Regions from separate parts of the Homo sapiens genome. Here all the other regions are linked to region 3. Evidence: read pairs that join two places in POLR2A ChIA-PET (ENCODE). Cell type or tissue: GM12878. All regions are shown on one strand. Each heading gives the region's core, and the rest is flanking DNA. Links, peaks and the distances in the headings are about the cores only.

Evidence for each region. ChIA-PET counts read pairs that join two places held together with the same protein. Peaks named below come from ENCODE experiments on the same cell type or tissue, not always from the same donor. Only the 100,000 strongest peaks of a DNase experiment are listed, where the experiment ranks them.
Region 1: POLR2A ChIA-PET joins it to region 3 with 5 read pairs; 5 of 35 experiments call an interaction of 5 or more read pairs at or near these places.
Region 2: POLR2A ChIA-PET joins it to region 3 with 7 read pairs; 1 of 35 experiments calls an interaction of 5 or more read pairs at or near these places.

Annotation. Positions count from the first base shown.
Region 1 is chr16:10,942,997-10,954,232 of GRCh38, reverse strand. CLEC16A (C-type lectin domain containing 16A) reads right to left here and starts at 9,669. Exons shown (of 24, transcript NM_015226.3): 1 at 9,436-9,669. The coding sequence starts at 9,515. It also overlaps a transcript of CIITA not described here. RefSeq lists enhancers at 186-255, 4,520-4,669, 9,597-9,656, 9,877-10,056. In GM12878, for the core only: CTCF peaks have their summits at 4,409 and 4,750; a DNase peak (open chromatin) is centred at 4,692; H3K4me3 peaks cover 2,994 bases; H3K27ac peaks cover 2,514 bases.
Region 2 is chr16:11,777,674-11,788,909 of GRCh38, reverse strand. It overlaps ZC3H7A (zinc finger CCCH-type containing 7A), which reads left to right. Exons shown (of 23, transcript NM_014153.4): 2 at 6,522-6,623; 3 at 7,446-7,485; 4 at 9,547-9,744. The coding sequence starts at 6,556. Among named protein-coding and RNA genes, the nearest start is that of ZC3H7A, 14 kb to the left of the region's middle. RefSeq lists enhancers at 467-726, 5,173-5,232. In GM12878, for the core only: no CTCF peak of the experiment used is centred there; DNase peaks (open chromatin) are centred at 5,159, 5,789, 6,033 and 6,899; H3K4me3 peaks cover 3,412 bases; H3K27ac peaks cover 4,555 bases.
Region 3 is chr16:10,889,266-10,894,265 of GRCh38, reverse strand. The region is part of intron 1 of CIITA (class II major histocompatibility complex transactivator); the gene reads right to left. Among named protein-coding and RNA genes, the nearest start is that of CIITA, 15 kb to the right of the region's middle. In GM12878, for the core only: no CTCF peak of the experiment used is centred there; a DNase peak (open chromatin) is centred at 2,412; H3K4me3 peaks cover 349 bases; H3K27ac peaks cover 3,312 bases.

The DNA of each region.
Region 1 (11,236 bases), core at 2,505-7,504, 57 kb before region 3:
GGCGACGTTCAGTAGCTCGCCCACAGACCTGTGGCCAGGAAGAAAGGTCTGAGAACTCCATTTGTTTCTTGGCCTCTCAATACTTGGTGTTCTTTGCCCTGGTCGGTGGCGCCATCTGCTGGGTATGCAGTGATATTGCGTGGGGGCTTTCTTCCAGTAGTGAAACCGGGTGCCTGTTCATATATGTTTATGGACTGTTTGAATATCTTCTTTTGTGAGGTGCCTGTGCAAGTCTTTTGCCCATTTTTTTTTTTTTGAGACGGAGTCTTGCTCTGTCGCCCAGGCTGGAGTGCAGTGGTGCGATCTCCACTCACTGCAAGCTCTGCCTCCTGGGTTCACGCCATTTCCCTGCCTCAGCCTTCCGAATAGCTGGGACTACAGGCGCCCGCCAGCACGCTCGGCTAATTGTTTTGTATTTTTAGTAGACATGGGGTTTCACTGTATTAGCCAGGATGGTCTCGATCTCCTGACCTCGTGATCCACGTACCTCAGCCTCCCAAAGTGTTTGGATTACAGGCGTGAGCCACCGCGCCTAGCCTGCCCATTTTTAAAATTAGGCTGTGTGGCTTTTTCTTGCTTTTCTTTATATACTCTGACCACAAACCCTTTACTGGAGATAAATATTGCAAATACTTTCTCTGATGGTGGCTTACCTTTTCGTTCCCTTTATACTGGGTCTTTAGATGAGTAGAGGTTCTTAATTTTAATGTAGTTCAATTTATTAATCTTTCCCTTGGATGGTGTTTCTTGTATCAAGCTTAAGAGGTTCTTACCTACCCCAAGGTTATAAGGAAATGCTTTTTACTTCTAACAAAGTTACTGTTTTACTCTTCGCATTCTGACTTTGAGTACATCTGGAACTGATTTCTGTGTAGGATATGAGGTACTGGCCAAAATTAAGTTTTTCTATATGGAAATCTACTTGACCCAGCACCATTTACAGAAAAGGCCCTCACTTCTCTACTGCACTCCAGCGCCACCATTGTCATTAATCAGGTGACTACCCATGTGGGTCTCATTCTGGATACTCCAGTTTCATTGATCTATTTGTCTATCCTTGTATCAAGACCATACTGTCTGATTACTGCAGTTTTACAGTAAATCTTGCCATATAGTAATTAAGTCTTCCAACTTCTTTCCTTCTGTTTTTCAATATTGCCTATTCTTGGCCCTTTTAATCTCCATATACATTCAAAAATCACCTTCTTCATTTCCACAAAAATACGTGCTAAAATTTTCTTAGACTTGCCCTACATCTATGGCTAAATTTGGAGAGAACTGACATATTTACAATAGTGTAACATTCTGATATTTACAGCATTTGTTTCCATGCTCACTTGACAGGAATCTTGCAGATCTATTGTTAGAGTTGCTGCTAGGTAGTCGACATTTTTTTATGCTATTGTAAATGATATTGTTTCAAATATTCATTTTCTAAATGTCTTTTGCTGGTATACAGAAATACTCAGTAGACTGCAAGCTCCAAAGCTCAATGAGGGTTACACCTTCACCTTGCTCGTCTTTCTGTCCCACAATGCCCTGGCACACCGTTTTACACAGTGTTTTAGGAAGAGATGCTCAATATACATTTGCTTGAATGTAATGGGGGGAAAGGCTGAATGGATTAAGATTTAATGTTTTAATGGTGTATCTAATTCCAGGGCTTTGGAAGATTAGGTAATTCAACCACCTCAGAGATATAAACATTTTAATAACTTTTTGTTGTTGTTGTCATTTTCTGAGATGGAGTCTTGCTCTGTCATCAGGCTGGAGTGCAGTGGCGTGATCTTGGCTCACTGCGGCCTCCGCCTCTTAGGTTCAGGCGATTCTCCTACCTCAGATTCCCAGGTAGCTGAGTTTATAGGCGCAGGCCACCATGCCCAGCTAATTTTTGTACTTTTAGTAGAGATGGGGTTTAGCCATGTTGGCCAGGCTGGTCTTGAACTCCAGACCTCAACTGATCTGCCTGCCTCGGCTTCCCAAAGTGCTGGGATTACAGGTGTGAGCCAACTCACCCGGCCCATTTTAATAAAACCTTCTGATTATAAATGTAACATTCACTTTAGAGAAGTAGGAAACTTTGACAACAATGAAAGAGAAACGGCAACCGTGGTGCCTAGAGATGACTGCTGCTGGAGTTGCAATCTATTTCCTCGGGTCTTTTTCTTTGCTATGGATATTTACATAGTTGAGGTCATGTTGCATTATCCATTTCAGTGCCAATCTTATTTCCCACCTCAGCTAAAACAAAAGCACTTTTTTTGGTTATTGACAACTGTTTGCAAATATCTGTAATGGCTACACAGTATGACACTGAAAGGACAAGCACAGTAGCAACTCTTTTGAAGGGCATTAAGATTCCTAATTGTGTGAGTGATAACAATGTTGCTATGACCATCTTTGTATGGAAAGCTGTGTCTTTATCTCAGAAAAGTTTCAAAGGACAGAATAATTACCTTGCTACTTAACGGCAGCAAATTAAAATGTTTCTCTTACAATGATAACCACTGTTAGAATGACAACGTGTTTTCTCAAACTATGTATGTACCTCAGTAAAACAGATGAAGCTTCCTATTACTGCCAGTCTCTGTCTGAGTGCTTCGTTTAATCCCAGAAACAATCGACCCTTTGGGGATGATGCTCTGGGAGCTGAGGCATCTGCCCAGGGCCCTGGTGCAGCACAGGAGGTGCCTAGGTTACAACCAGGCAGACTGAACTCCAGACCCCATGATTACAACCCTTCTAGGACTACAGAAATGCAAACAATGAAGTAAGCAACAATTTTATTGGCCAAGAATTTACATGAGGTTATGAATGCCTAACACACAAAAAATAAATTAAAAAAACACCAAATAGATAAACCAAAAAGGCATGAAAATACTATCAGATCTTATGGAAAGTCCTTATAAAAGGCTCTAACTCCCATTTGTCTGGAAAAGAGCCAGTATTCTCATATCCCCAGCAGGAGCTCTGCAGATGCAGTCTCAATATCCGAGCTTTGCCTGTTAGCTAACTCTCCACCGACAGATGAGCTTCAGAGTTTGAAATGCCTGGAGAAGAGAAACTGTAACCAACACACTCGAGGTGCATCACCAAGGATGACAGACGTAAACAAATCTGGCCTCAATAGCCTCTGCTTTCTCAAGAGTCACTAATTTCACAGGTTAAACCACTACAGTTAATAATGCCCCATATCCTTCAAAAATTAGCAATTCAGTCCATTTCAGAGACAGGAATACTAGGTCCAAGTTCATTTCAGTGACAGCATTTTCTGCACGTGCTATGCCTTGCACCATAATGAGCTTATTAGGATGCTCCTCCTTCAAGATTTTGAAATGTACATTTGCAAGGTGGGGCATGAGAAAGGATAAGCAGAATGATAGGAGGTCTGGGGGTTAGAAATTTACCCCCCAATGTCCACACAGCTCCAAATAACAATGTCTCAGGTGTGGTAGAGGGATGGGAGACACAGAGCCTGTATCTGTCTGGCCTGTTCAGCACTCGGGCAGAGGCCCTGCAGACGTTCCCCAGTGTGTCCCACTCTGTGCCCTGAAAACCACCATCTGGTCAGTGTTCAGCCTTCTGGCCAGCAGGACAAGGAGAAGCTTCACGGAGGGTGGAATCAGGCTAGAGGATTAGAGAAGGTGTTCACAGGCTGTGCTTCCCCTGGTGAATCATCCCCCAAAGATGTCAAACAGGGCCGGCAAGTGAGGCTGGGCCGGGGATGTGTAGGGTATAGGCAGGGCTATACCCTAGCTTTCTTTAGGGCTTTAGCCCTAGAGAAAGTCATGGCTGTGGCACAGGTGCTGTGACTAAACTGGGGAGAACAAGCAGTTGTTGGGAAAAGACTGGCCTTTTCTGAAAACAGAGGTCTGCCTCTCGTTCATCCTGTGACAAATATTTGTTGATTGCTTACTATCTGCCACGTCCTGTGCTGGCATACCAGTACCCAGCTGAACAAGCCATACAGGCTTTCATGATTCTTATGTTCAAATTGGGAGAAAACAACAAAAAAGATATGTAACAAAGGAAGACAATGTCTGATAGCCAAAGGACAGGAACCCCGGCCAGCTTCCTGAGGGTCTAACTCAAGGCCGAGATGAAACTTTAAGAACGCACAGGAGCTAACAGCCGACCCACTCTTTGGCGATGAGAAGTATATAATAATGTGTTAACTGTGTGGGACAGTGTGAACAGGCACAGAAGAAGTTAGAGAAGACAGCAAAACTCTTGTTGGCTGAAGTCACCAGGGCAATTTTTAGGGAAGAACTGGCATTTTCGGGATAGAGCTAGGGATTTGGATGGGCAGGAGGAAAAGAGCAGGGGACCTCAAGTGGGCAGGCGAGGTATGTGTGTGAGTGGACCACCAACAGGAGATACACCTGGATGACAGCAGCTGCTACCGTAACTCACCAGGGGACGGCAGCAGAGCCCCTGCTCCCCGCCCCACCAACACATGTGGAGGCCCACCTCCAGTCTGCCCCTCATCCAATCCATTCTGCCAGCTTCAGCCAGACCACAGCCTTTCTGTAGTTAAAAAACCTTCAGTGGCTCCCTACTGTTCTCACTCATAGTCTGAATTCCTTAAAGTGATTTACAGGGCCCCAGGGGACCTGGCCTCTGGAGACTGCCAAGCATGGCTCTGAGCTTGGGTCCTCACTTCCTCTTCACCCAGTGAACACTCCCCTGCTGAACCACGTGAGTTCTGCCAATGTGCACTGCTCCCCTTGCCCCACTAGGCTTTCTCAAATGCCTTTTCCTCTGCCTGAAACATCCTTCCTTCCACCTGACACCCCGCTGCCTGGTAACAACGACTCACCCCGTTGGTCTCCATTTAAACAGCGTCTGCCTAACAAGGATGTTCCTAACTCCCTGTGCTCCCAAACTAGATGGTGGGAAGGCCTGGAAGAACTTAGACGTGACATAGTGGGAGCCTAGGACCCATAATATGTGGCATGGTGAAGACGATATTTTAAGAAAATCAACATGGCAATATTGTACCCCAAGCTCTAACACTGTCAGTGCCACCTTAGCCAAAACTTGAAAGCACCAAGAGTAGGTGTGCGTCTGTCTACCTGCCATGGATCCATTCTCCGCCTTCTTTGGGCAATAACCCCTGATTCTCCCATGGGGAACCACTCTTTTCTCTCATTCTTTTCCACTAGCTTGAGTGGAGCTAATCCCACTCTTGCTCCAGGGAAGGGAATATGAGTGAGGAATGGCCAATCAGATCCCCCTATACCTTTGGCCAGAGTGACAGTTCAGGGGTGGCATGAGACCTTGCTGGTCCAGGGATACTCAATCTCAATTCTGGACTTCTGCTGGCAATATTGAGAAAAGAAGCTCTCTTTTTCCTCAGGAATGCTAAGCTGATATGATGTAAGCCTGCAGCCTGCCTGAAAATGACACCAACAGGAAAAAGGTAGAGCTGAAAGGTGGAAAAAGGCCGATTTCTGACGGCTCCAAACACCTGGATTCAGCCATGGTTTAGCGGGGACAGACCATTCAGTGACATGAGCTATTCAATCCATTTGAGGCTTAAGGCAATTCTAGCTGGGTTTCTGTCACTGGAACCAAAAATCTTGACCCCCACACAAAGTGGACCAGAATGAAGGCCACAATACAAAAACGACCAATTTCTACCAGCCGCAGACTTGCAGTCCCTGGTAAAGATGATGTTTCAGTAGCAATCAAACGATTCCATCACTCAGGCTTCCGCTTGGTGGTGGACATTTGTCAGTCAATGTCACAGCCTTGCCACTAATCTGGACAATAAACCACCCATGGTGTGTAGCAAATAACCTCTTGACTACTTCAATCTGCCTGAGCTAAATCACTAACTCAGTTCAGCAGACAGAGACCACAGGTATGAAGTTTTCTACCATTTAGCAAAAGTAAAACCCTAACAGGAAAATTCCTTTCCAGTTTGCAAGCTGGGAGTGTTACAAAGAATAATGAAGCTAAAAACAGTTTCCAGCTCTCTGTGCTATCTTCTCAACCTTTCTGTAAATCTCAAACTGTTCTAAAAAAGTAAAGTCTAGGCCGGGTGCAGTGGCTCATGCCTGTAATCCCAGCACTTTGGGAGGTCAAGGAGGGCAGATCACAAGGTCAGGAGATCGAGACCATCCTGGCTAACACGGTGAAACCCCGTCTCTACTAAAAATACAAAAAATTAGCTGGGCGTGGTGGCGGGCGCCTGTAGTCCCAGCTACTCTGGAGGCTGAGGCAGGAGAATGGCGTGAACCCGGGAGGCGGAGCTTGCAGTGAGCCAAGATCGTGCCACTGCACTCCAGCCTGGGCAACAGAGCAAGACTCTTATCTCAAAAAAAAAAAGAAGAGGGTTTCCAGATGCCTTGTGTATTTAAAAAATAATAATAATAAATAAATAATTCTTTTAACTATCTTAAACTTTCCCTCTCCATCCATACTGCTCTAGGTCAAGGTAAGAGTGTATTAAGAACTGTCACTTGTCACTGGTAGGGTGACCAGTTTATACTAGTTTGTCCAGGACTTTCCCAGTTTTAGCACTGAAAGTCCCATATCCTGGGAAACCCCTCAGCCCAGGCAAACCAGGACGGTTGGTCACCCGAAGTGTCAGATAAATCCCAAGCCCCTTCCTACTTCCAGCCTTGTTTCCCACAGCTATCAGCCCCCACCTGGACATGCCACAAAACCCGCAGGGTCCTGGTCACAGTGCTCCGCCTCCCGCCCCTGCTGCCCGCCAATGGTGGCTTCTGTTCATTCTTGGAGAACCCGCGCTGGTGTTGTCTCCTCCAGAAAGCTCCCAATAAGGGTTCCCACAGAACCCTGGGTCCATGGCGATCTCAGCACTTATCACACTGTACAGTCACTGGCTCTACAGCTGTCTCCCCCACCAGCCTGCAAACTCCCTCAGGGAACGAGCTGTTCTGTACCCAAGACCCAAGATGTTTACCAACAGAGCCAAATGCAGAGTGGCACAAGCCCCAGGGTGGGCACTGGCTGTTTACAAAACTCTTTTCCAAGTCACTGGGGGATCTTCTAACCCCCCCACCAATACACAAATCTCAGGTTCTTGGGGCTGTAATATGGATTAAGCTGATCTGCCTGATTCAGGGCAGGCAACTTGGGTTTCCAAAGAAGCATCCGATAGACATGTGATCTAAACAATGAACCCAGGCAGTTCCCAGGATACTGCAAAGGAACCAGAGACCGTTTACCATTCCCTGCTGGCTGGCAAAGATGCCCCATTGGCGATGAGACTCAGCCAAGTCAAAAGTGTTCTCAAACAGACTTATTGGGAAGTTTTATTCAGAAAGACAGTATAATGAGCACAAGCTCGGGAGTCAAATCCTGCCTCTGGTACCCTTCAGCTGCTGACACCTGGGGGCAAGTCACTGAAGCCCCCTGAACCTTAGTTTCCACTTCCGTAAAATGGAAACAATAATGGTTCCTGTAACTCAGACTTGTGAGGACTAAGGGAATTAACACACAGGCAGTCCTTAGCAAATACCTGGTACAGAATAATGCATTCGATAAATTAATAAATTAAGGTAATTTAAAAGGGCTAGAGTTAAGCAGAGTTAGGTGAGAACCTGGAGGTACCTGGATGCCGGCAGGAGGCCCAACCTCCTCTGGATAACTCCCCTCCCCTCCTCAGCCACCTCCGCCCACTCGATAAATTCCTGAAATCCTTCAACCACTCCCTTTCCCGGCCAGCTGCCCTCCCATCTAAGATCCCCACCTCCCTACCCACCCCAGACTTGTCCTGGGCCTCTTTCCTCCCCTTGTCTTCTCTCACCACCTCCTGCTCTAAAAGTGCCCCTCACCACATAGTGAACCCTCCTGCTCCCCACTCTTCAAGACTCACAAACGTTTACTAAATGCTGCTCCATGCTAGAAAGGTCACAGCTGAGAACTGTGGCCCTGCCACTACCCCTACCCCACTCCCGGGGACACATGAGAAGTCCCTATCTAATTCCCTCCCACCAATCCTTTCCACAGCCCCGTCTCCCTTCCACTACTTCCCACCATATCCCTAACCCTATCTTCCTCCTTTCCCATTAGTAGTCTCAGGATCTCCTTCTGGAAACCTGCCTATTTCTTGACACTGAAGATTTGTCTACTCCCCTCTTCAGCATCCCCGCCATTTCCCTCCCTAAAGCCTTTCCCTTCATACAGATCTCTATTTTTCATCATCCTCCACACCTGCCCCCAAATCCTGGGTCCTGGCCTGCATGCTCTTCATCTCTCCCCAATTCAATCATTCATTTTTCCACTCTTTAAGTAAGCAGAGAGCAGTCCTAGATGCTGGGAATACAACTGTGAACAAACCAAGCAGTCTGTGCCCTCGTGAAGTGCCAGTTTAACAGAAGACAGAAAATAAGTATAAATAAAAAATAAAGAATAATCGCAGAGAGTGGAGAAGCACTCAATGAAAGCAAGAGAAAGATGTGATGGATAGGAACTGGGATGGGGGGAGCACGTTAGGTAGGGTGGTCTGGGAAGGCCTCGCTGAGCTGATAATAAACACAGCTACCACTACTGGCCACCTACTATGTACCTACTGGGTCAGTCACCTTCCATTTCCATTACAATGTTCACGATCCCCATTTGCAAATGGGAATCTGGAGGCTCAGAGAGGTGAAGTAATTTGCCCAAGGTCACACAGCCAGTAAATGGTGGTTTCAGGATTTGAACGCAGGTGTGGCTGCAAAGCCAGCCTCTTAATTTCTGCACTCCTGGTCCCAAGACCCTATCTGCCACCTGTCCTCCCCCAGAGCTGTAGAGTCATTCCCTCCTCAGAGGTCTCTATTTTTCATCATCCTCCCCAATCGCCCCAAAATCCTGGGTCTCAGCGTGCATGCCCCCAGCTTAGACTCCCCTCGGAAAATAATCTGTTCTTTTATAATAATTAATGCCGTTTAATGAGCAATTGTACGTGTTCTGAGCTTAACGTTCATTCTCTTATCCAACCAACTCTCAACACAATAGCAGGAAGCAGGTGCTGTCACTCTACTCTTTTTACAAGTGGGGAACCTGAGGCCTACATTCACACAGATAGATTCGGACCCAGATCTGCCCGACTCCAGGACCCAGGCCTTTGACCCTCTAAGCTGTTCAGTTTAAGAAGTACCCCGCCAGGAAACTTGGTGGACACCGTCAAGAACAAAGTCTGTGTCCATAAACTGAAATCGCATCCTCTCGCTTTACAGGTGGGGATACGGAGACTCTGAGAAATTAAGCGACTTGTCCAAGGTCACACAGCCAAGAGCGACGGGGTCAGGGTTCGAACCCAGGCGCCCTGACTCCCGAGCCCTCGCTCTTAACCACCACACGGGCTTCCCCGGGCGCCCTTCGCCGCCGCTCTCACGCCTCCTAGAGCCCCGACCCGGAGCTCGGCGCCCCGTCCCCCTGTCCAGCCCCGAGGCCTCCCGCTACGCCCCCCACACTCACTTGAGGTGGTCCAAGGAGTGGATGTTGCGGGAAGTCTTGCCATGGCCCCCGCCCACCCAGCTCCGCGAGCGGCCAAACATGTCGGCGGCCCCGACCCGTCTCTCGTCTCACGGTCTCATGCCGGACCAGCAGAGCGGCCCAGCGCCCGCGGCGGTAGCACAAGCGGAGGATGCGGCGGCGGAGGCGGTGGAGGAACCGCGAGCCGCCTTCCTCCCCGGCCCACAGCCCAGCACTGACATTCAGCCGGAACCGGCCGTTCGACCGCCGCGCTTTACGGCCGCCGCCGCGTGGGGCGCTGGGAAATGCAGTTCACCCGCGTGGCCTTCGGCGGCAGGACTCCGCGAACGGACTACAAGGCCCGGCATGCATCGTGCAACCGCGGGCCTACGGCCATCCACAAAAGGCGGGGCGAGAGGAGGAGCGACCGCAGAATCCTCCGGGTGGGCGGGAATTGGAAGCTTTGGGCGCAGTCCCGGAGAGGGAATCGGCGTAGATGGGTCAAGGAAAGTCACCACTGTAGTAACAATTACTAGATTTATAATAAGAATAAGAATAGTATTGGATGGTGTATACTATGCAAAGCCACTATCCTAAGGGCTTTACATATTAAGGTATTTAATTTTCACAACCATCCTATGAATTGGGTACTATTATCGAACCTATTTTATCATCAGGGAAACGGAGTCACTGAGAGGTTGACTTACCCAAGATCATGCAGTTAACAAGTGGCAAAACCAGGGTTCATAACCACGCACGCACCCTTATTTTTCATTCCCTTTATAAACCAAAACGGCACTAGATAACAACCTTATTTGTCCTGACAGCCTTTTTCTTTTTCCACTTCAATTAAGTGTGTGTGTGTGTGTGTGTGTGTGTGTGTGTGTGTGTGTGTGTGTGTGTGTGTGTTGGAAAAGGCTGGATGCAACAATGCACCAAACTGAACATTTTGTACTTCCAGAGGATTCCTCTGGTCTTCAGCCAGAATCCATGCTATTTCCCAAAGTACCACGTTAAAATGAAAAAGGAAACACCCAACTTTCTGCATGAGCCAGAATATATCTAACTTCTACCCTGGATTAGAAGTGGTAAGTTCAGTGTGGGCAAGACTTCTCAAGTTTACCATCCATTCATTCATTCAGTCACTTCTACATATCAACCTTATTAAAGGTCCACTGTGTCCCATTAACTCTGCTCAAGAAAGAACTGGGCCAGAGGCCAATGTTCTCCCCAGTGCCTAGCACAAGGTTTGGCACATAGCAGGTGTTTAACAAATATTGGTAGAGTGCATGAATGAGTAAAGGTTTGTTTCACCTTCAGCAGTTGGAGAAATGGATAAGAGTGGAGAGTTAATGGTTTGTCCTGTAATTCATATAGAGTGGGGCAAGACAAAGTCATGGAGCAAAAAAGAACAGGATCTGGCCTCCAAAGAAACACACCCAGGCTCAGAAATGTAGGATCCCTGGGCTCGTATTTTTCATCTGTAAAAAGTACGCACATACATACTACACTGCCTTGTATACCTCCGATTAAGCGATGCATGTAAAATACTCAGCTCAGTGTGGCCTGAGATTTAAAGGTTTCTTGAACTGCTTTGGAAGGCTCTTTGGGCGAGATCATGTTTTCCTGAAAGACATGCAACGGTTACCCAAGAGCAGGGGAACCAGTGGGTGGGAGAGACTCACTTTTCTGTGTACTTCACGGTTGTTTGAATGTTTAGCCATGTGTATTATTGCTTTTAAACATGATTCACAAAGTAAAAAGAAACAAAAAGCATCCTTATGGTTGAAGATCTGAACTACCT
Region 2 (11,236 bases), core at 2,910-7,909, 890 kb before region 3:
CCGAGCGTGGTGGCTCACGCCTGTAATCCCAGCACTTTGGGAGGCTGAGGCAGGCAGATCACGAGGTCAGGAGTTCGAGACCAGCCTGACCAACATGGTGAAACCCCATCTCTACTAAAAATACAAAAATTAGCTGGGTGTGCTGGTGCGTACCTGTAACCCCAGATACTGGGGCGGCTGAGGCAGGATAATCGCTTGAACCCAGGAGGCGGAGGTTGTATTGAGCCGAGATCACGCCACTACACTCCAGCCTGGGCAACAGAGGGAGACTGCGTCTCAAAAAAAAAAAAAAAGAAAGAAAAAAAAGAAAGCAATATATTTGTCTGGACTTTTCTGAGACTGGTAACAGTGGTTGGTGGCCCTCCAGGAGGGCAAACGGGCGGAAGGGCAAATGGGTGGCTAAGTGATAGGATGGGAAGGAGACATTCCTTTTCACTGTCATGTTAAAATGAACAGTTTAGGATGTCTGTGAGAAATTCAAATGGAACTGTCAAACAGGCCAGAGGGTCTGCCTGGGGATGGACGTGAGAGTTGTCATGGGGCCCTAGATGAGGGCATTTGACATCTGATGGAGGGAGGACCTCTATGGGAGAGTATGGCTCGGGGAGATCTCAAGAGTGGGTCCTCAGGGCTCTCAAGGTGAGAGGTCTGTGGAGATGGAGCCTCAGCTTGCAGGAGACAGAGTGGCCTGTGAGGTGGGGACAGACCTAGCCCAGGCTGTGAGGTGGAAGTTGAAGGGAGGGGCCCCTGGGAGGGAGTGCTGCTGAGACTGAGTAAGAAAAGAGACTGTTGGGTTAACTTTGTAAAATTCTTTCTTTCTTTAAAATTGAGGCTAGATTTTAACAGTATCCAAAAATAAGATAGTATATTTTTAAACGTCTTTTTCTTTCTTTAAAAAAAGGAGTATGGGGCTGGACGAGGGGGCTCACACCTGTAATCCCTGTGCTTTTTTTTTTTTCTTTGGAAACGAAGTCTTGCTCTTGTCCCCCAGGCTGGAGTGCAATGACGCGATCTTGGCTCAGTGCAACCTCTGCCTCCTGGGTTCAAACGATTCTCCTGCCTCAGCCTTCCGAGTAGCTGGGATTACAGGCACCTGCCACCATGCCCGGCTAATGTTTGTATTTTTAGTAGAGACGGGGTTTCACCACGTTGGCCAGGCTGGTCTCGAACTCCTGACCTCAGGTGATCTGCCCGCCTCGGCCTCCCAAAGTGCTGGGATTACAGACGTGAGCCACTGTGCCTGGCCAGTCCCTGTGCTTTTAATCCCTGTGAAATTAAAAAAATTAGCTGAGCATGGTGGCACACTTGTAGTCTCAGCTACTCAGGAGGCTGATGAGGGAGGATCGCTTGAGACCGGAAGTTTAAGGTTGCAATGAGCTGTGATCACACCACTGTACTCTAGCCTGGATGACAGGGTAAGACCTTGTGTCAAAAACAAAACAAAACAAAAACACACACACAAAGGGGTGTGTGTTGGGGGGAGATTATTTCACAGGTAAAACTAATCAATGGTGAGGAAAAAAGAAATTACAGTAGTGGTTTGGGGAAGGGGCATGAAGGAACTTTGTAGAGTGACAGTTAATGGTCTATATCTTTTCTTTATTTAAGAGACAAGATCTTGTTCTGTTGCCCAGGTTGGGTTGTAGTGGCGCGGTCAGCAGCTCACTGCAGCCTCCAACTCCTGGGCTTAATCAGTCCTCTTGCCTTAGCCTCCTGAGTAGCTAGGACTACAGGCACGTACCACCACACCTGGCTTAATTTTTTGTAGAGATGGGGTCTCTCCATCTTGCCCAGGCTGGTTTCATACTCCTGGGCTCAAATGATCCTCCTGCCTTGGCCTCCCAAGGTGCTGATCTATATCCTGATAGGGCTCTGGGTCACATGAGTTTGTCAAAACTCACATTAAGATTTGCGTGTTTTACCTTAAAAAACAAAACTGTAAACAAATATTGATCTCTACTTAATTGTGTGTGTGCTGAGATGTTTAGGTATCTGCAGCTGACTTTGAAATTTATTAAAACAGTAAGACGGACTGATGAATGAACAGAAGGATGAGCAGATAGATAAAGATGGGCAGATGTGATCTCACAAAATATTAATTGTGGGTTTGGGCATACAGTATTATAATTGTTTTTAACTTTACTGTGTGTTTGAGAACTTTCAAAATAAAAGTTTTTGGGGAAACTTAAAAAACTACTGAACATGAAATACTCTGTCATATTATATTCAAATATTGCCTGATATTGTGATCCTAGATCTATAAACAGCTAAAGGGGTGTATTTTGTGCATTAAAAACGTCTGTATCCATTTTCCGTTTCCTTTCAATCACTTACTTGTGGTGTCAGCTCTTTGCCACACGCCTTTTGTGTATAAGGTTGAGGTTCAAGGTTCTCTAACACTTTCTGGGGAAAATAGCTTTAAGGCTATAAACTTGGCAGATATCACTACCCAGGAGTCCATTCTTAGCCAGCAGATTAACTTTTTGAGTCAACCTCAAACCAATTCCCTACCTTGGCTAGATAGAGGCTGAGAGAAAGGTACATCATTCACTGAACTGTGTGGCCATCGTCCTGGTTTCAGACATCCTTTTCTTTTGTTCCCTCCCTCTGGCCTGACTGCTCTGGCATCCTGCATACTACTCTGGGTTCCTCTGAACTCTAAAGTTCGAACTCTAAGTAAATTGCCCTGTTTTAGCTAAAACAAACAAAAGCCCGGTGGTCCCTTAAGTCATCTTTCCAAGGAAGGGCTCAGAGGATACATAAACTTTAAAAATTTGTTTAATTTTTGTACAGAGGTAATTCATTTACGTGGCTCCAAATAAAACAAAAGTTTTGAACACATAGATTGAAAAGACCTCGTCCTACCCCTTTTCCAGCCTCAGTCTTCTACTACTGCTGTAGTCTCCCATGATTCCATCTGGGACTATTTTATGTTTACACAAGCATATGTCAATATATATACCTACCCGTCACTTTAAAAAAACACAAAACGGCCAGGCGCGGTGGCTCACGCCTGTAATCCCAGCACTTTGGGAGGCCTAGGTGAGCAGATCATGAGGTCAGGAGATCGAGACCATCCTGGCTAACGCGGTGAAACCCTATCTCTACTAAAAATACAAAAAAGTAGCCGGGCGTGGTGGCGGGCGCCTGTAGTCCCAGCTACTCGGGAGGCTGAGGCAGGAGAATGGTGTGATGCCGGGAGGCGGAGGTTGCAGTGAGCAGAGATCGTGCCACTGCACTCCAGCCTGCGTGACAAGTGAGACTCTGTCTCAAAAAACAAAACAAAACAAAATGGGTCATATGGATACTTAAATGCCTCATCTTTTTTTTTTTTCCTATAATTTCTTCAGGCATTTCCTTTTTGATAGACACTGGGTTAGTTTTTTTAAAAAAATATTATTTTTGAGACAGGGTCTCACTCTCTTGCCCAGGCGGGAGTGCAGTGGCACAATCGTAGCTCACTACAGCCCTGACCTCATGGGTTCAAGCCATCCTCCTGCCTCCATCATCTGAGTAGCTGGGACTACTGGTACGCACCACCACACCCGGTTGCTTTTTTTTTTATTTTTTCGAGGCAAGGTCTCACTCTGTCACCCAGGCTGGAGTGCACTGGCATGATTGTAGCTCACTGCAACCTCGACCTCACAGGCTCTATCAGTCCTCCCAACTCAGCCTCCTGAGTAGCTGGGACTACAGGTGCATGCCACCATGCCTGGCTAATCTTTGTTATTTTTGTTTATTTATTTATTTTGAGATGGAATTTCACTCTTGTTGCTCAGGCTGGAGTGCAGTGGCACCATCTCGGCTCACTGCAACCTCCGCCTCCCGGGTTGAAGCGATTCTCCTGCCCCAGCCTCCGTAGTAGCTGGGATTATAGGCATGTGCCACCACGCCCGGCTAATTCTGTATTTTTAGTAGAGATGGGGTTTCCCCATGTTGGCCAGGCTGGTCTGGAACTCCTGACCTCAGGTGATCTGCCCACCTCAGCCTCCCAAAGTGCTGGGATTACAGGCATGAGCCACCATGCCCTGCCAATTTTTTTTTTTTTTTTTTTTGAGATGGAGTGTCACTCTTGTTGCCCAGGCTGGAGTGCAATGACGTGATCTTGGCTCACTGCAACCTCCGCCTCCCAGGTTCAAGTGATTCTCCTGCCTCAGCCTCCCAAATAGCTGGGATTACAGGCATGCACCACCATGCCCAGCTAATTTTGTATTTTCAGTAGAGGTGGGGTTTCTCCATATTGGTCAGGCTGCTCTGGAACTCCTGACCTTGGGTGATCCACTCGCCTCGGCCTCTCAAAGTGCTGGATTACAGGCGCGAGCCACTGCGCCCGGCCTCTTTTAAAATTTTTTGTAGAGATAGGGGGTCTCCCTGTGTTGCCCAGGTTGGTCTTGAACTCCTAGGCTCAAGTGATCTTCCTGCCTTTGCCTCCCAAAGTGCTGGGATTACAGGTGTGAGCTACCATGAGTGGCCTGAGTTAATTTAAAAAATCTTTTTCTTTTACAAATAGTGCTTCCTTAAATTATTTTGTACATATAAATTTTTAGAAAACATTTATAAATTAAAAAAATATATAAATTTTTTTAAAAAAGCATTTCTATTAAGGACATGGGCCAACATGTCCAAGTAGCTAGAAGGGTGGAATGAGCTTCCATGCCCCTCATCCAGCTGGAACCATTATCCATATTTTTGGCATTCTTGTTTTATTTCCACCCAGCTACCCCCCTTTTGGCTAAACTGTTTTAAAAGCACATTCCAGAAATAGTGCCATTTTACTCTAGTGTCATGGACTTCTTAAACTTCTTATTTTGTAATGTTTCAAACACATACAAAGTCCAGAGAATAGTACTGAAGAATCCCCTGCACTTCTCACCCTCCCCTGGTTATCAGCATTCTGCTGTTTCCTCCCCACCTCACAGCCCCCCCCTTTTTTGTTGTTACTGGAGTATTTTAAAGCAAGTCCCCTATGTCATATCCTTTCCCATGTAAACACTTCAGTAAAGTACCAACTTTATAGGACAAAAATATTGAGAACTGACGGTGTTTCAAAGAAGAAAGGGTTTAGCACCAGTTATCAGCATTTGGGACATTCCAACCCCCATCTCACCCTTATACTTTGAAAAAAATGAGATTTAAAAATAAAACTGTAAATGCCAAGCAATAATGAAACTAAAAAATTTCAGCAATGTACTTCAAACATGAGTGGAATTTCCCTTCCTGTCACCTGGGTCCAAATACGTGGTTTATGTGTAAGATGTTGTCTTAACTTTAGGTCTCAGTTGTTCTCAACTGGGGCTGATTGTGCTTTCCCCACCCTGACATTTAACGATATCTGGAGACACTTTTGGTTGTGAGTGGGGTTGGGGTGAGGGGCTACAGGCATAGTGGGTAGAGGCAGAAATACTGCCAATGTCCTGCAATCACAAGACAAGGAATTAGCTAGCCCAGAATGCCAAGCCTGAGGAACTCTAGTTTGGGCCACTGGGAGATGATGTTTTATCTCAGATCTCTTCTCTGTGGCTCTCCTTGAACTTGGGGAACTGCTCGGTGAACGTTGATTAGTGGAGGTGGGGCCCAAAAGAATGATATGTGTTGACATTTGCAAGTGTTATATTGAGGATAACATTTTAATATCCAGAAAATTCCAATGGAAGTAACTTTATATCATTATTTTATCTGTTGTATCAACAATAATCATTTTGGAAGTTTGTGGGACAAAATATGTATAAGGTTTAAACTTGGCTTACAAGGAAGTCAGACTCCCTCGGAGGCAAGCGGATGTGAAACCTTTTTATTTCTGGAGAGCTTCCAGAAGCAAAACAAGGCTGGAACTGTTCTAGGGACAGCTTATGCGTGCGTGTAGACAGGGAAAAACAAAACCTGAAGCCAAAGGAGGGAAGAGGAAAGGAAGGGGAGACATGACTTTTTCCTGGAGACTGCTCAGGAGGGGTATACAAAGTCTGCATAGCCATTCAGCCTTAAAGAATGTGAAAACTGGCCAGGCGCTGTGGCTCACACCTATAATCCCACACTTTGGGAGGCCGAGGTAGGTGGATCACTTGAGGTCACGAGTTCGAGACCAGCTTGACCAGTAAGGTGAAACCCTGTCTCTCCTAAAAATACAAAAATTAGCCAGGCGTGGTCGCAGGCATCTGAGTCCCAGCCACTCAGGAGGCTGAGACAGGAGAATTGCTTGAACCCTGGAGGTGAAGTTTGCAGTGAGCCGAGATCGCGAGATCGCGCCACTGCACTCCAGCCTGGGCAATGGAGCGAGACTCCGTCTCAAAAAAAAAAAAAAAAAAAAAAAAGAATATGAAAACGGTGTGCTTATGGTGTGCCGGACCACAGGGGAGCCACAAAGATGACTCCTGTACGGTCCCTGCCGTCCAGGACCCTGGAGTCAAGTCAGAAATGGATGTGTCCACAGCTGATTGTGTGACAAGGTCTGGATTTGTGGGTGTTTTCATTGGAGTCCAGGGACCCTGGTACCTTATGTGCTTTTTTGCCTTGTTTCTTTCCAGATTGCTCATTTAGAAAGTGGATGTGTGGGATAACATGTCCAATGTGTCCGAGGAGAGAAGAAAAAGGCAGCAGAACATTAAGGAAGGACTGCAGTTTATACAGTAAGAGCTTCAGAGTTCTTGTGTTCTTGCCGCGTCCTAATTCTTTGGTGTGGATGTATGTTTTGTGGAGAGGAAGAACTCTTTAGTCATGTTTAATAGGTCCAGTTAATTTGGGTTAGAAACTCCATATTCTAGCAATATTTTTTTCTTTTGTCCATTTGAACATTCTTGCATTCGGAAGCAAGTGTTACTTTTGCTGGCTTTTAGGGCTACAATTGTTAGTCTCCCCCAAAACGTTAGACTGAGAAATTTGAATTTGTTCTATGAACAGTGCTGCTGAGTGGAAAGTGACTGAAAATGAACATCTGGCGGCACAGAGGGCTTCTGTGATCAGACGTGTCTGTTCAGAAGCTCAGTGTTTAATTGGACTTCTTGAAGCATGTCAATGATGAGACAGCTGTGGTTTGGATGGACATGTCCGGGCAGAAGGGCCTCTTTGTTCCTTCCTGGGAAGGAGACATTCTCTCTATACTGCAGTAAATTGGATCAAATATTGTTAGTGGCTCTGTACTATTTTTAACCTCTTTTTTGGCAGTTGAAGAATTAGGGTTTTTAAAAAATAGAAGTAGGTTTGAAAGTAAAGTGTTGTACTTAAAAAATACTAAGGAATAGTATATATATATATATATATATATGTATATGTATTTTTTTTCCCATAACTGTAGTCATCTGTGAATAATGGTAGTAAAGGAGGAGGAAGTCTTTGAAATATGCCTTGAACCAGTGGCAAGCTAATGGAACCACAGATTTAAGATGACTTCTGGCTGAACAGGTCCCGATAAGGAGCTTGATAATTACAGTTAATTTGTTTCTTCTTCTTAGGTCACCGCTGTCATATCCAGGAACACAGGAGCAATATGCGGTAATGACTCCGGGAAGGTCTGCTTGAAAGCTCTGCAAGTGGCTTGTGAACTGTAATTTGTAGCAGGGGTTGGCAAATGATGGCCTTGTGGGCCCAATCTGGCCTGCTGTCCTTTTATTTTATTTTATTTTATTTTATTTTTTTGCAAATAAAGCTTTATTGGAACACAGCCACACTCATTTGTTTATGTATTATCTGTGGCTGCTTTTGCAACATATGGTAGTTTTGACAGAGACCATATGGCCCATGGAGCCTAAAACATGTACTGTCTGGGCATTTGCAGAAAAAGTTTGCCAACCCCTTCTATATAGGACTTTTTTTTTCTTTTTCTTTTTCTTTTTTTGCATACTTGCACAGTTGCCCTGTATTTTCTTTCCTCTATTAGGGTGGTTTTGAATTAATTTATCTTTTGAGCCACTTGAAAATTACTTCTCATGTCATTGAAAATAAGTGGGACAGAATTTATTGAGAAAGAGTGTGTGGAACATTTTTTTCTGTTAGGAGATGTTCTGACAGCAGCTAAGGGGGACTGGATACCAAGAGGGAAGAACTAGTGATCTGCTGTTTAGGAACAGGGAGAAAGCCCAGTTTATTGGGACTTTGACTGCAGACTCTTGTCTCTACTAACTATTGGTTCACCTGTGTTTTTTTTCCTCTGAGGGTTTTGAGGCTTCTAAATGTCACTTTCTTGCTGCCTCTCTCCCTCCTCCCCTTTTCTTCTCTCTTGTTCCTTAGCTCTCTACAAACAGATTTGGAATAAAAAAGTATTAGAGCCAGAAATAAACTGTAACAGTTGTTTCATTTTGCACGTGGACCTGGGGTCTAAAGATGTTAAGTGGCATGTCACGAGTTTTGTTAATAGTTGATCCGTCCAGTCTTCTAAAATAATTTAATCAGCTAAAATAATTTAATCAGCTTAGACAGGAATTCATAAAATGAGACAAAACAAGTTGAATATTTTTCTGATCTTGTGATGAAAAAGAGCTTTTAAAATACTAAATTATGGCCAGGCGTGGTGGCTCACACCTGTAATCCCAGCATTTTCGGAGGCTGAAGCAGGCGGATCACTTGAGACCAGGAGTTTGAGACCAGCCTGGGCAACATGGCGAAACCCTGTCTCTACTAAAAATACAAAAATTAGCCGAGTGTGGTGGCAGGTGCCTGTAATCCCAGCTACTCGGGAGGCTAAGACACGAGAATCACTTGAACTCAGGAGGTGAAGTCGCAGAGAGCCGAGATCGTGCCACTGCACTCCAGCCTGGGTGCCAGAGTAAGACTCTGTCTCAAAAAAAAAAAAGAAAAGAAAAAAAAGAACTAAACTAAAGCGTGATAGAAATAATGAAGGAAAATGACAAACTTTTATACATGCTAAAAGAATGTGTATACTTACTTGATAAGAAAAAAGTTTAACATCCCCCTCCCCCCAAATCAGTAAATGACCTGAGCAATTTACAGAAAAAGAAATACAAGGGGTCCGTAAAAATGTGGAATAGTTCAACTTCACTGGTAAAGACATGCACATACAAAGAGGATACCATTAAAAAAAATAAATAAACACAAAACGATACCATTTTCCACCTAGAAATTGGTAGATTTTACATATATGTGCACGGGTACCCACACACGTGTACACACACACACACTACCTAGTGTGTATGGGTGCTATAAAGTAAACCACTAGAAACATTTTTCATCATGGCCTTTTTGGAAGGCAATTTGGAAATACTGCTCAAAAGCCTTAAACTATTCATTCTCTTTGACTTGGGGCTTCCACTTGGTTTCTCTAGCGGGCACAGAATTGGAGATGTGAACAAATATTTATAAGGTACTTTGCTGCATTTTTCTTAATAGTGAGAAATTGAATTTCCCCTTGAAAAAGCAAGCAAGATTCAATCCCTAGCTGAGATAGCAGTGACTTGGGCTGCATCTCACAATTTCTTAGAGCAATGCTGCTGTTCTGTCACATTGTTTCCTGTGAAGTTTTAGGTATAAAAATTAAAATTTACTTATACCATATCTTGTTTGATAAAAGGCTTCAAGTGGTAACTTTCTTTTTTTTAGGTATATTTGCGTGCTCTCGTGAGAAATCTTTTTAATGAAGGAAATGACGTTTATCGGGAACATGATTGGAACAACTCGATAAGCCAGTACACGGAAGCCTTGAATATAGCTGATTATGCAAAATCTGAAGAAATTTTAATCCCCAAAGAAATAATTGAAAAACTATATATAAATCGTATTGCCTGCTATTCTAATATGGTGAGTTGTAATTTTTAAAATGATGTTTCTAGAGTGAAAAGAATTTTTTCAATGACTTAGTACATTAATAAAAAGTCAATTTCTTAAGTTTTTAAGAAAGTCATATTACCTGCTTTTGGAGTGGCTTGAGGCTTTTAAAAATTAGCTTTGGATTGGCCGGGCACGGTGGCTCACGCCTGTAATCCCAGCACTTTGGGAGGCCAAGGTGGGTGGATCATGAGGTTAGGAGTTTGAGACCAGCCTGGCCAATATGGTGAAACCCCGTCTCTACTAAAAATAAAAAAATTAACTGGGCATGGTGGCGTGTGCATGTAGTCCCAGCTGCCCGGGAGGCTGAGGCAGGAGAATCGCTTGAACCCAGGAGGCGAAGCTTGCAGTGAGCCGAGATTGTGCCACTGCACTCCAGCCTGGGCGACAGAGCAAGACTCCGTCTCAAAAAATAAAATAAAATAAAAAAATAAAAATTAGCTTTGGACAGAAGGTTAGGGATTTAAGAAATAATTTGTTTCTTAGTTATTGGTCCTTGATGATTCCCATTTGAGTATGGCTTTTGAAGGTGTGTCTGCTTATAAAAAAGTCATCCAGGGAAGATACAGGTCTTCACAGGTCAGTGTGTCTTTCAGGTATCCCTGTTCACAGTTAACATCTTAGTCAAGATCCAGTTGATCTTGTAAAACACTCTTGGTAAAAAACACTCTTACGAGTGTTTTTTTTTTTTTTTTTTTTTTTGAGACAGTGTCTCGCTCTGTCACCCAGGCTGGAGTGCAGTGGCACGATCTCGGCTCACTGCAACCTCCGCCTCCTGGGTTCAAGCAATTTTCCTGCCTCGGCCTCCCGAGTAGCTGGGACTACAGGCGCATGCCGCCGTGCCCAGCAAATTTTTTGTATTTTGTTAGAGATGGGGTTTCACTGTGTTGCCCAGGCTGTTCTCGATCTCCTGAATTCAGGCAATCTGCCCGCCTCAGCCTCCCAAAGTGCTAGGATTACAGGCGTGAGCCACCGTGCCTGGCGAGTGTTTTTTTAAATCAAGAAATAGTAATTAGTCTTCAAAGGAATTCACACTAGATTTTCACATTTTTAAGCTTAAAAGCTTTTGAAGTGCTTTTTTTTCTTTTTTTCCTTTTAAAACTTTTTTTTTTTTTTTTGAGACAAGAGTTTCACTCTTGTTGCCCAGGCTGGAGTGCAATGGCACAATCTTGGCTCACCGTAACCTCCGTCTCCCGGGTTCAAGAGATTCTCCTGCCTCAGCTTCCCGAGTAGCTGAGATTACAGGCATGTACCACCACACCTGGCTAATTTTGTATTTTTAGTAGAGACGGGGTGTCTCCATGTCGGTCAGGCTGGTCTCGAACTCCTGACCTCAGGTGATCTGCCCGCCTCAGCCTCCCAAAGTGCTGGGATTACAGGCATGAGCCACCACGCCTGGCCACCTTTTTTAAATTTTTGAGATGGAGTGTCACTCTGTTGCCCAGGCTGTAATGCAGTGGCACAA
Region 3 (5,000 bases), core at 1-5,000:
ACCTTAAAAAAAATGCTAAGTGAAGAAGCCGGACACAAAGGGTCACATATTGTATGATTCTATTTATTTGAAATGACCAAAACAGGCAAATCCATGGAGACATAAAGTAGGAGGGGTGGGGCGTGGTGGCTCATGCCTGAAATCCCAGCACTTTGGGAGGCTGAGACAGGAGAATCGCTTGAGCCCAGGTGTTCAAGACCAGCCTGGGCAACATAGCAAAAGCCTATCTCTATTAATTTTTTTTTAAGAAAGAAAGCATATTAGTGGTTGCCTAGGGCTTGGCAGAGAGGGATTTTGGAAGGAAATGGGGAACAACTGCTGATGGGTCTGGAGTTTCTTTAGGGGGTGATGAAATGTGCTAAAATTGACTGTGGGGATGGGAGATGGTCACACAACTCTCTGAGTATTCCCAAAAGAACACTGAACTCTACTTTTTTTTTTTTTTTTTTTTTTTTTTTTTTAAGACGGAGTCTCTGTCACCCAGGCTGGAGTGCAGGGGTGCAATCTTGGCTCACTGCAACGTCTGCCTCCCAGGTTCAAGCCATTCTTCTGCCTCAGCCTCCTGAGCAGCTGGGATTACAGGCACCCACCACCACACCCGGCTAATTTTTGCATTTTTAGTAGAGACAGTGTTTCACCATTTTGGCCAGGCTGTTCTCAAACTCCTGACCTCAAGTGATCCGCCTGTCTCCTCGGCCTCCCAAAGTGTTGGGATTACAGGCATGAACTGTACTTTTTAAGTGGGCAAATTGTATATGTGAATTACATCTCAATAAAGCTGTTAAAACCTAGGAAGTAAGCATTATTGTCTCCATTGGCAGATGAAGAACTTGAGACCCAGAGAAGACAAGCAGCTTCCTCAAGATCATGTAGCTCTTGCTGGGGAAAGCCAAGCTGAAGGCTCATCTGTGTGGCTCTAAGGCTCCTGCCAGGATCCGTGGTTCAGGTCCATGTTTCCATGGTATATTCATTTCCCAGGGCTGCTGAAACAAGGTACCAGCATCCAGGTAGCTCAGAACAACAGCACTTTATTCTCTCATGGTTCTGGAGGCCAGAAGTTGAAGCCAAGGTGTCAGCAGGGCCACGCTGCCTCTGGAGGCTCGAGGGGAGAATGCTTCCTTGCCTCCTCTAGCTGCTGGGAACTACTGGTGATCCTTGACTTGTGGTCTTGTGGCTGCATCACTCTAAACTCAGCTTTAGTGGCCACATCACCTACTCCTCATGTAGCAAGTCTCTTTCTCTTATAAAGACACTTGTCATTGGATTTAGGACCCACCTAGATAATCCAGGATGATGTCATTTCAAGATCTTTAATTCTTTTTTTGCCTTCTTTTGAGACAGAGGCTTGCTCTGTTGCCCAGGCTGGAATGCAGTGGCGCTGTATCGGCTCACTGCAACCTCCACCTCCCAGTTCAAGCGATTCTCCTGCCCCAGTCTCCTGAGTAGCTGGGATTACAGGTGCTCACCACCATGACCAGCTAATTTTTGTATTTTTAGTAGAAATGGGGTTTTGCCATGTTGGCCACGCTGGTCTTGAACTCCTGACCTCAGGTGATCCTCCAATCTCAGCTTCCCAAAGTGCTGGGATTACAGGCATGAGCCACTGCACCCAGCCCCTTAACTTAATTCTATCTGCAAAGACCCTTTTCCCAAATAAAGTCACACTGACAGGTTCCAGGGATTTGACATGGACATATCTTTTGGGGGGCCACCTTTCAACCCACCACACATGACATGCAGATGAAGGCTGGAAAGAAACAGAGGGAGCTTCCTGGAGGAGGTAAGAGGAGAGCTGGCCCTGAAGCTGGAAGACCAGAGGGAGGCTCCTACTGCCCTGTTCTGGGCCCAGAAGAGAATACATTGAAGAGTAAGCTCATGAGAAAACACACACTCAACTTGCCACCCCATTCCTGAGACTCATTTTCTTTTTCTTTTTTTTTTTGAGACAGAGTCTCACTCTGTCGCCCAGGCTGGAGTGCAGTGGTGCAATCTTGGCTCACTGCAACCTCTGCCTCCCGGATTCAAGCAATTCTCCTGCTTCAACCTCCCAAGTAGCTGGCATTACAGGCACCCGCCACCATGCCTGGCTAATTTTTTTATTTTTAGTAAAGATGGGGTTTCACCATGTTGGTCAGGCTGGTTTCGAACTCCCGACCTCAGGTGATCCACCCGCCTTGGCCTCCCAAAGTGCTGGGATTACAGGTGTGAGCCACCACACCCGGCCCAGAGACCCATTTTCTTTCACGCATCCACAGCTTTCACTGCCTGGGGAGAGGCTCAGCACAGACCCCCGGATGTCACAGAGAATGATCTTTCCAGTCCAAGCTGGGGCACTGGCTGGGCCCACTTGTTCATGACGGTTGAGCGGGGGCTGCAGGAACCCAAACATAACCGGCTTGCAGCGAGATCCCAGCCAACCATGACTAGAGGAAGCAGAACTGAAAGATGGGGCCACCGCCCTTTTCCTGGAGCAGGGCCAAAGCTGGGAGATGGTTGGGGGTGAGATGCTCCACCTCTCCCAGCCCCTTGGTCAGGGACACAGGCACAAAATCTGTTCTCTCAGAGCAGTGAGAAAAGACACCTTTGCCCCAGCTCCTGCCTGATGCCCGCCTCCCATTCCACCCATGCTCTTTATTAAGAACCTACATTGCAGCAATCTGCCTCCTCTTTGAGGCAGTGTGATCTCGTGACAAGAGCTCCAGACTGATCCTAGCAACTCCGTGAATGAGTTGTGTGACTTTGGACTTTGGGCCATATCTATAAAATGATTCCATATCTATAACATTTCTATAAGATAATTCCATATCTATAAAATAATAAGTTACCCAAACTCAGTTTTCTCACAGGGCATTGGGTCTGCCAGGGACCTTCAAGCTTGACCTCTTTCCTTCACTCTGCAGATGACAAGACTGAGACCCCGGGAAGGACGTGACTTGCACAAGACCTCATAGCCTGTCGGTGGCTGCCCCTGCCCCTTCTCCCCCACTCCCCCTGCCAAGACTCCCAGGCTGGTGCTCTTTCCCCCCAGTCAAAATGTTCCCAATGAAATGATCACCCTTGTCCTGTCTGGGCTCAAGCATAGAGACACAGGTGGTATCACAGATGGGGGATGGTGGGAGGGACCGCAGGGAGGAGCCTGGAGACATTTAGCCCACCCCCACTTATTGATGAGCTCTGCTTCAAACTCTGGATGACACTGCTGTGTGGTTAAGCACACAGTCAGAGAAATAAATTGAGAAGGGAAAGAAGGCAAGTATCGTGAGCTTTGGCGTAAAATTTACCAACTTTGAGACTACCCCTACCTACCAACACACTGTAACCTGGGCAAGTTCATTTTTTAAACCACTTGGAGCCTCAGTTTCCATATCTATAAAATGCGAATAATAATTGGCAACTCACAAGGATTAGGGGAGTTAAGTCACGCGGAGCCCTTAGCAATGGGACTGGCAATCAGTAAGTGCTGAATGAACAGAAGTTTAAGGCAGCACAGCTTCTACATGGTGAGTATAATATGTGTGATGGCCATCATTATTAGTTTGCTTCTTACGTTTGTGAGAGTGACAAAGGGACCCTTTCCCTTCCATTTCTTCCGAGGTCAAACTTTGTGAAGCCGAGCTTTCTGTTCTTTTGCATAAGGGGACCCTGCAGACTTCATAGGAACAAGAAGGGCCCCATAGGCCGGGCATGGTGGCTCACATCTGTAGAAATTCCAGCACTTTGGGAGTCCAAGGCAGGAGTATCACCTCAGTCCAGGAGTTTGAGACCAGCCTGGGCAACATGGTGAAGCCCTATCTCTACAAATAACACAAAACTTAGCTGGGCGTGGTGATGTGCATCTGTAGAACCAGCTACTCAGGAGGCTGAGGTGGGAGGATAGCTTGAGCCTGGGGAGGTGTCAAGGCTGCAGTGAACTGAGATTGCACCACTGCACTCCAGCCTGGGTGATAGAGCCAGACTGTGTCTCAGAAAAAAAAAAAAGGCCCCCACAGCCAGCAGGGCAGCTTGGATGGTCTGGCCACGCTCCCCATCACCACCACTGAGAAGTTGCCTGGGCAAAAAGTCACCAGAGGGCCTAAGATCTGCGTCATTGGCTCAACCTGGACAAGAAGAAACCCCCTCCCAGAAGCCCCCAATACACATTTCAGCGCCCCACTTCCTGCTTCCCTAAGACTGAAGCCTGCACCTTAAGCACTTCCTCTTGGGTGATCAAGGATTTGCAGCTCACAGTGGACTTCTGCCTCCATCCTCCACACCATCTGAGTTCCCAAAAAGCTCTGGGGAAAAGGCAGGGTAGAGTGTTATGCCCATTTGAGCTTAGAGGAGGTTCACACGCCTCAGTGAAATGGCTTGTCCAAGGTCATGTGGTTTAGGAGCTTGCATCTGAATTCTGGCTGTGATGCCTTAGCCAAGTCACTTGACCTCTCTGAACATCAGTTTTCCCAATATTAGTTCTGGAGAATGAAGATTGCCTTGCAGCCCACCACTGTGGGAGGCCGAGGCAGGCAGATCACTTGAGGTCAGGAGTTTGAGACCAGCCCGGGCAACATGGTGAAATCCCGTCTCTACTAAAAATACAAAATTAGCCAGGCATGGTGGCGTGCTTCTGTAATCCCAGCTACTTGGGAGGCTGAGGCAGGAGAATCGCTTGAACCTGGGAGGCAGAGGCTGCAGTGAACCAAGACTGCGCCACTGCACTCCAGCCTGGGCGACAAAGTGAGATACCATCTCAAAAAAAAAACAAAAAACAAAAAACAAAAAAGATTGTCCTGCAGGATCATCAGAAGGCCAAGGGAGTTCTGTGTGGGGTGCCAGCTATGTGGGAAGCCTACAGTCAAAGGAAGCCCATTACATTAGAGGGTGTCAAAGCTGAAATTCAGGCCCAAGACTCTAGGTTTCCCCACAACGCCACAGCTGCCTCCCAGTCACACCAAGATCTACTTGAATCTTGGCATGGGACCTTCCTCTATCCCCAGAGCCAAGTTTCCTATGTCTATAGATGC